Regions from separate parts of the Homo sapiens genome. Here region 2 is linked to region 1. A link is an interaction called in ENCODE POLR2A ChIA-PET data of the cell type or tissue named here. Cell type or tissue: Panc1. All regions are shown on one strand.

Region 1 (4,000 bases):
TCTATTTACATGGTACCATGTTCAATAAATCACTGAAGACAGAAGTATACTCAATCCTCTTTTGGGTTAGAAAGAGAATGATATGGTAAGGATGATGATACACTTTATTAAAGCAAAACTACCAACAACAGCAATCAAAACACAGCAATAGATCATCCCTTTCAGAATAAAGGAAGCATCTTTCTAGACAAAAACAGACGTTCTTTTTTTTCTTTTTTGAGACGGAGTCTCGCTCTGTCGCCCAGGCTGGAGTGCAGTGGCGTGATTTCAGCTCACTGCAAGCTCTGCCTCCCAGGTTCACGCCACTCTCCGGCCTCAGCCTCCCGAGTAGCTGGGACTACAGGCGCCCGCCACCACGCCTGGCTATTTTTTTTTTTTTATTTTTAGTAGAGACGGGGTTTCACCGTGTTAGCCGGGATGGTCTCAGTCTCCTGACCTCATGATCCACCCACCTCGGCCTCCCAAAGTGCTGGGATTACTGGCATGAGCCACCGCTCCAGGCCTCAGAAGTTCTTTTAGTGAGTAGGCCGTGAATATCCTCAGGGAATATTGTTTTGTTTACTTGTGACACAAGTAAAGCTGATAGAAGCCCTCAGCCCTCAGCCCTCACACACACACACACACACACACACACACACACACACACACACACACACATTTTTTGGAGTCTCGCTCTGTCACCCAGGCTGGAGTACGGTGCCACAATCTCAGCTTATTGCCACCTCTGCCTCTCAGGTTCAAGCAATTCTCCTGCCTCAGCTTCCAGACTAGCTGGGATTACAGGTGTGCAACACCATGCCTGGCTAATTTTTGTATTTTTAGTAGAGATGGGGTTTCATCATTTTGGCCAGGCTGGTCTCAAACTCTTGACTTCAAGTGATCTGCCTGCATCAGCTTCCCAAAGTGCTGGGATTACAGACATGAGCCACCGCGCCTGGCCACATATATATGTTTTTAAGGTGGGGGTCTCCCTCTGTTGCCCAGGCTAGTCTCAAACTCCTGGTCTCAAAGAATGCCCCTGCCTCAGCCTTCCAAGTAGCTGAGACTACAGGTGCCCAGCTTTCCTCCTTGTTTCATACTCCTCACTGCTTTAAGCAAAACACAGAAAGGGGAATGAACAGAGCAATAGGCCTCAGTTTCTCAGGGGCCAGCTACCCTCAGAGCCCCTGCTTTTGTGTTTCAAGGCTAACAGAGAAATAATTTTCCCCAAAGCCTTTGTTAATGGAATTATTTATGTCTTGTTCACCTTTCTTTTTTCTTTTCTTTTTTTTTTTTTTTTGCTGAGACAGAATCTTGCTCTGTCGCCCAGGCTGTAGTGCAGTGGTGCGATCTTGGCTCACTGCAACCTCCGCCTCCCAGGTTCCAGTGATTCTCCTGCTTCAGCCTTCTGAGTAGCTGGGATTACAGGCATGTGCCACCACGCCCGGCTAATTTTTGTATTTTTAGTAGAGACAAGGTTTCACCATGTTGGTCAGGCTGATCTTGAACTCCTGATCTCGTGATCCTCCTGCCTCAGCCTCCCAAAGTGCTGGGATTACAGGCGTAAGCCATCGCGCCCGGCCTTGTCTTGTTCACCTTTCAACATGTCTTTCTTCTCCCTTTGCCTCTGCATTCTCCCCCTCTATCCTATTCACTCCTTTCTCTAAAGTTGGCCATAAAAGACTTTGCATCTTGGTTTTGGGACCAGAGTCACATCAATTCCAAGCACAGCAGGCAGGCTCCAAGCCTATTGCCAAGGGGAGGCTGACAGAAGCAAGGCCGTCTCTATGTAGGAGACAAGCACACAAGGGGAAGCCAATATTTCAGCCCTGGAGGGGCGAGTGTTGGCTCCAAGGTGACGGATGGCAGATTCCACAGCTGCTAAACACCACAGAGCCGGGTAGAAATTGCACCTGCTGCTTGGAGATGGCACTTTGCATATTTCAGTTGGACCTTCATTCTCCCCTTCTTTTGCCATTGAAGCCAGTGATCAGTGGTGGGATCCAGATATTTTAGATTTATGCAAGTGCTCTGTGGTCTCCGGGGAAACTGATGCCAATTCAATTAAACCCATCACGTGATATTCAGCCTCTATGAGGCACTTGTAACTGAACTAAGTACACTGGAGAAGGGAAGACACAAAATAAGCAAATGATGTCATCTCTAACTTTCAAGATTATGATACAGATTACAGACAATATAATAAAATTCTGTGATATGCAACAGACACCCAGTAAAAAAGAGTTTGAAAATCTCAATGATATATATGTGAACTAGGCTTATTCACTTTTTAGATACAGAGGGAAATATTGCCATGTGCCCTACAAAATGTGTAGGTAGAAAAAGAGGTATAGGCCGGGCGTGGTGGCTCACGTCTGTAATCCCAGCACATTGGGAGGCCGAGGTGGGCAGATCACCTGAGGTCAGGAGTTTGAGACCAGCCTGGACAACATGGTGAAACCCCATCTCTACTAAAAATACAAAACTTATCTGGGTACGGTGGCGCATGCCTGTAATCCCAGCTACTCGGGAGTCTGAGGCAGGAGAATCGCATGAACCTGGGAGGAGGAGGTTGCAGGGGACGAGATCGAGCCACTGTACTCCAGCAGTCTTACTCTGTCCAGTGGTGACAGAGTAAGACTTCGTCTCAAGAAAAAGAAAAAGAAAAAGAGGTAAAGGAGTGAGAACTAAGTTTCGCTTCCCAAACACGGGGCTGTGATTGTAAGTACCTTTTACAAAAAACCTTATTCCAGATAACCCAATGGGTAAATAACAGGCAAACGGGGAGGAGGCCTGATGGAATTGCTCTCTGCCAACAGGAATACTTGGGATCATAGGCCTCGAAGTTGAATACAATTGGCTTCCAGATTGTGTCTAAATTACTTCACATCTCTGAGGCTCTGTTTCCTCATCTGTGAAAGAGGCGAAAACCATACCTCATAGTACTGCAGTGAGAATTAAATGAAATAAAGGCTGCCAGGGTAGCCCATTGTCTGCCACACTGTGATTACTCTAGCAGTAACACAGCCCAGGAGTGAAAGAGGGATGAGAAGGAGGCCAGTTTAAGATGCAGCACTTCTGAAAATATAGAGACTTGTGTTCAAGAGCTCACTTGGTGATCAGTTCATCGGGTGGCAGTGGGCAATTCACATCACCTCTCTGGGGATCAGTTTCTCATTCTGGAAAATACAGGATTAGTCTTATAGGATTAGCCTATAGGGAAGTGTCCTTTTCAGCTTCAACCTTCCGAGATTCTTCAAGTTGATGTCATCATCCCTGGAATTCTCCCCTCCAGCCAGGTGTCGATAGGGTTACTGGGGGAATCATTGAAATCTTTCTGAAATTGCAAGACTTCACTCATCTCCTGACTCTAATGAGAATTTAGTTCTGTTTTCCTGAGGGGAAGAAAACACTGCAGTCTTTCCTAATCTCCTCACATTCTGCTGTGTGACCAGGCAAGCATTATTATTACTATTCTTCGCTGTCTCTGCATATTATTAAACTGATGCCAAATTCAACTTGGCATTTCCAAAAAAAGAGTTTCTGAAATGCAGACTGCTTTGGGATGTAAGATTTTTATGCAAATACAAAACATTAATATATTTCAAAACTTGAAGCACTTTGCTCTCCAGGAGAGAAAGAAGCTTATTTTCAGATGCTCAATTCAGCGTTTACTTAATAAGTGTTTAAAGTTGTAAGGCAGATTCTTTAACTCCTCCCTTTAGCTTTTTCTCTTTCTTTCTTTCTTTCTCTTTCTTTCTCTTTCTCTCTCTCCTTCCTTCCTTCCCTCCCTTTCTCTCCTTCCTTCCCTCCCTTTCTTTCCTTCCTTCCTTCCTTCCTTCCTTTTCTTTCTTTCTTTTTCTTTCTTTCATTCTTTCTCTCAACATTTTCGCTCTTGTTGCTCAGGCTGGAGTGCAATGGCGTGATCTTGGCTCACTGCAACCTCCGTCTCTGGGGTTCAAGTGATTCTCCCACCTCAGCCTCCTGAGTAGCTGGGATTACAGGTATGAGCCACCACGCC
Region 2 (4,000 bases), 700 kb after region 1:
ATCTGGAACCAGATTCTTTCTAGCTTGCTTCTCCTCCATCATCCTTAGCTTGTGGTTTCTGTTTTAATGATCTCCAGGATGACTACTCTGCACCCAAGCAAATTTTAATTCCAGAACAGAAAAAAAAAGAAGGAAAAGAAGAGAGAAAGGATGAAGGACAGGTAAATGAAGCAAATGCTACCTGGCTACCTGGCTGCACCTACTAATAATGCACTTACCCTGCTCCTTTTCAACCATTATTTAATATTTAATCAGGAGCAATACTAACCCCTATTCAGAAAGGAGAACAATGGAAGTCACATAGGAGAGACAGTGCCAAAGTCAACACCAAACACCGCCAGGCAGGAAAACTCAGGACTCCTGTGTTCTGTCAGAGGTGCTGTCCTCGGTTACCCATTCTGGCATCCTCCCGTCCTGCTTCTGGGGAGATTATTCCTTGTCTCTTTTCATCCATGGCCACATATGAAATGGGTATTATAGAAGATCACTTCCTTTGAAGCCACAGATATTTTTGGCCCACTTCCTATTGGTCTTAATTTGAGGAAAGGAATAACCTTAGAGGTTTAACAATGACAGGCTCTTATTAGCCTCCGGCAATACAATGTCCTCAAAAGTTTACAGAATTTCCAGTGTTGGAATAATTTCTCAATTAATTCCATATGTGAATAACCACAGACAAAGATTTCACTTAGATATGGTATTTAGCTAGAAGATTCCTTTCCTTTACCTTCTGATATGGTTTGGCTGTGTCCCCATCCAAATGTCATCTTATACTGTAGCTCCCATAATCCCCACACGTTGTGGGAGGGACCCGGTGGGAGGTAACTGAATCATGAGGGCAGGATTTCCCTTGTTGTTCTCGTGATAGTGAATAAGTCTCACGAGATCTGGTGGTTTTATAAGTGGGAGTTCCCCTGCACACGCTCTCTTTCCTGCCACCATTTAAGATGTGACTTTGCTTCTCCTTTGCCTTCTGCCATGATTGTGAGGCCTCCCCAGCCATGTAGAACTGTGTGAATCCATTAAATCTCCTTTATTTATAAATTACCCAGTCCTGGGTATGTCTTTATTAGCAGCGTGAGAACAAACTAATACACCTACTGATCTCTGGGTTGTTCCCGGTCCTCTGTTCCATAGCTTAATGGCCAATGCCTTGAGGTCATTCAAAATAATGATGGAGAGATAGCAAGTGTAATACCACTGTGCATTTGTCTAAAGAAATCCAAAGAGCCTGGATGGAAAAGTCTTAAGTTACCAATCTATGAAGGCTCCAGGCTTCCTGTCACTGTCCTTGCCTGCTCAGTTTAGTAGGAATAAATTTCTTTTTTAAAACTCAGCAGTACCCAAAATATAGGATTGTCAGTGAATTTAGAATGCAGGCCACAGGTAAAGCATTGATCTCTCATTTCCTCTTGCAGACTGGCTAACTTGGATCGAAGTACAGACCACTCCTTCAGAAAAAAAAAAAAAAATCTATAGCCATATGCCAGGGTTCTGAATTTTTTTCCACTATTTATCCTAATAGCAAAGCTGCCACGGCACATGGTCTGTATCCCAAAGAACAGCGGGTGACAATCTGACCAAATGTTCGGCCACCACATAAGAAGGGTCACCAGATTTGCAGCCTGAAATACCTGAGACCTCACTATCCAAAGCCCCACCTCTTCCACTCAGCCAATTCCACATTTTTGAATCTTATTTGCTGCATCCTCTTTCAGGTAGAAAGTCCACTTCAGGTATAATGCATTCAGCTGCAGCTACTAAGTAAATCTGCCGGAATACAGTGCCCTATAACGCAGCTCACAGAAAGGTGTTTGAATGCAGATTTGCCACTGATAATTCCATCATTTCTTACACTCCAATCATGATATTGTCCATGAAGAATAGCTTGGGTACATGATCTAATTTATTCCTCACAATATTGATATGGGACACAACTATGATATACATGGGTATATGATAAGATATGGGTATATTATCATCCCCATTTTACTGATGAGTAAATTGAGGCTCAGAGCCTAGGTACTTTGCTCAGGTTCTCACATTTGCTAAGTTGTGGAGCTGAGATTTGAACCTAGATCCGAGTGACACAGAAGTTGGTTCTTTTTATTATTTAATCACTTTAATCATTTAATCTATTATTGAGGTAAAACTGCACCACAGAGGACCAAAAGGAGAACTACAGTGCAAGTCCAGGTGCCTGTAGCCATGGCACAGCTGTGGCATAGTTGTTCCAATGTGGTAACCAGATGTGTCCTTCTGGTTGTCTTGGTACGGAGCCACAGCTCCAGTACTGAGTCACAGCCACATGCAGATGCCACCACAGAACATGTGATATTTTAGATCTGAGTTGACAGTTTAACATGTAAACATTATCAGAAAATAATGAGTCAGGCTCTCCCGAGCCATATGCTTCATCTCAGAGCCAAGGCTGTGTCATCACTGTCAAATGCTCCTTCAGGCCACTAAATCACCACAGTAAGATCATAGCTTCAGGACCTAAGTAGCTCCTGGGGATGGGAAAGAGATGACTGACTGAGGTGGTTGATGGGATTCTTACAGGTAAGTCAAATGGGTTTTTTCACTTGCATCACCTTGGGGACCCATTCAGCAGTGCCGTTGGTGGAGGCTGAGAGACCAGGTCCTCTAAAATTGTGACACCTGCTCTCTTTGAAAATGAGGCACTCTCTCAGTTTAAATATTTTGTTAATGTTTTTCCCCTACAATTCCCTTCAATTAAAAGATGATGTATGGCATTCATGGGATAAATGAAGTTGATGCATTGTGAGCATTTCGTGACCTCTCACACCCTGAGGGGTCCAAGTGGGGCTGGAAGTCTGCAGGGAGGCATACCTTTATTCAGGGCTGAGTCATGTTGTTTGCAAGGGCCCTAGAGCCAAGTGTGTTGAAGACACAGACACCTGAGGGGCACTAGCTCCGCAGACACCTGGACTTGCCGGTGGATCTTTCAGAGGAGGAGCTAGGCAGGGTTCTTTCCTTCCAAATGAAGTAAAAGCATGAAAAAGAAGAAAGGGAAGTGTCTGCTTCTGGACACTAGTGATAAAATTGGTTTGAGGGTGTTGCTACTTGGAAATACCAAGACATCCAGGCACCTGCTCTCACCTGCTGTGCCCTGTGTCTTCTGTTTTTTTTTGCAGACAGAGCAGCTTTATCTGAATCTGGCCTTGTCAAGTGATTAGATCACGTATTTAGTTTTTGTCTCATCAATTGATGATAAACTTGAAGAAGGCAGAGGGGTGTGTGTGTGTGTGTGTGTGTGTGTGCATGTGTGTGTGTGTGTGCATGCCCGTACATGGTGTGTTTATTTCCTGCAGTCTCTAGGACAGCAACAGTGACTTTGCCATTTCATTTGTTGAAGTGGCCTAAAATATGATATATGGAAAAGTGGAAGAGACCCATAATCCTCTTTCACTTTTGAAGTGATTTATGCGTTACAACACTAGATTGCAGAGCGGGCTAGAATTAGAAATGGATAGATTTTTGGGTAAAATACATATCTTGAACAGAGTTTTTATGCTGTATATATACACAAAGAGATATCTATAGAAAAAGACAGAGAGAAAATAGATGCAAATAGATAAAATTATGTATAAGTAACATTTACCACAAGTATGTTTAACTATTTCACACACAAAAATGAACACAATCACAGAAAATAGGAGAGACCTTAAGAAAATACAGTATCATCTAAAAGCTGTCCCTTTTGTTGGAGGAAGTGGAAAAGTACAGCTCCTTTTTCTTCGCAGTGTGCCCTTGAGGAAGGACAATGAATTTCTCCTTGTCTTCCTCTATATGATACAATGCACTGCCTTCAGTCTCTGTGATACAGATTTTATATTCATAGAATCTTCAATTTTAATGCTGTTATCTTTTCACCTTGCAGAGCTAATAGGAGTTAATACTATATCCCAGGTATAACTATACCTCTCTCTAATACCTGTATCCCTAGAGAGGAGTGTGTCCACTATGAATATTTAAA

What was found. ChIA-PET counts read pairs that join two places held together with the same protein. Peaks named below come from ENCODE experiments on the same cell type or tissue, not always from the same donor. Only the 100,000 strongest peaks of a DNase experiment are listed, where the experiment ranks them.
Region 2: POLR2A ChIA-PET joins it to region 1 with 5 read pairs; 2 of 35 experiments call an interaction of 5 or more read pairs at or near these places.

Annotation. Positions count from the first base shown.
Region 1 is chr1:240,712,942-240,716,941 of GRCh38, forward strand. No RefSeq gene overlaps it. Among named protein-coding and RNA genes, the nearest start is that of GREM2, 100 kb to the left of the region's middle. In Panc1, no CTCF peak of the experiment used is centred here; no DNase peak of the experiment used is centred here.
Region 2 is chr1:241,411,275-241,415,274 of GRCh38, forward strand. No RefSeq gene overlaps it. Among named protein-coding and RNA genes, the nearest start is that of RGS7, 56 kb to the left of the region's middle. In Panc1, no CTCF peak of the experiment used is centred here; a DNase peak (open chromatin) is centred at 2,377.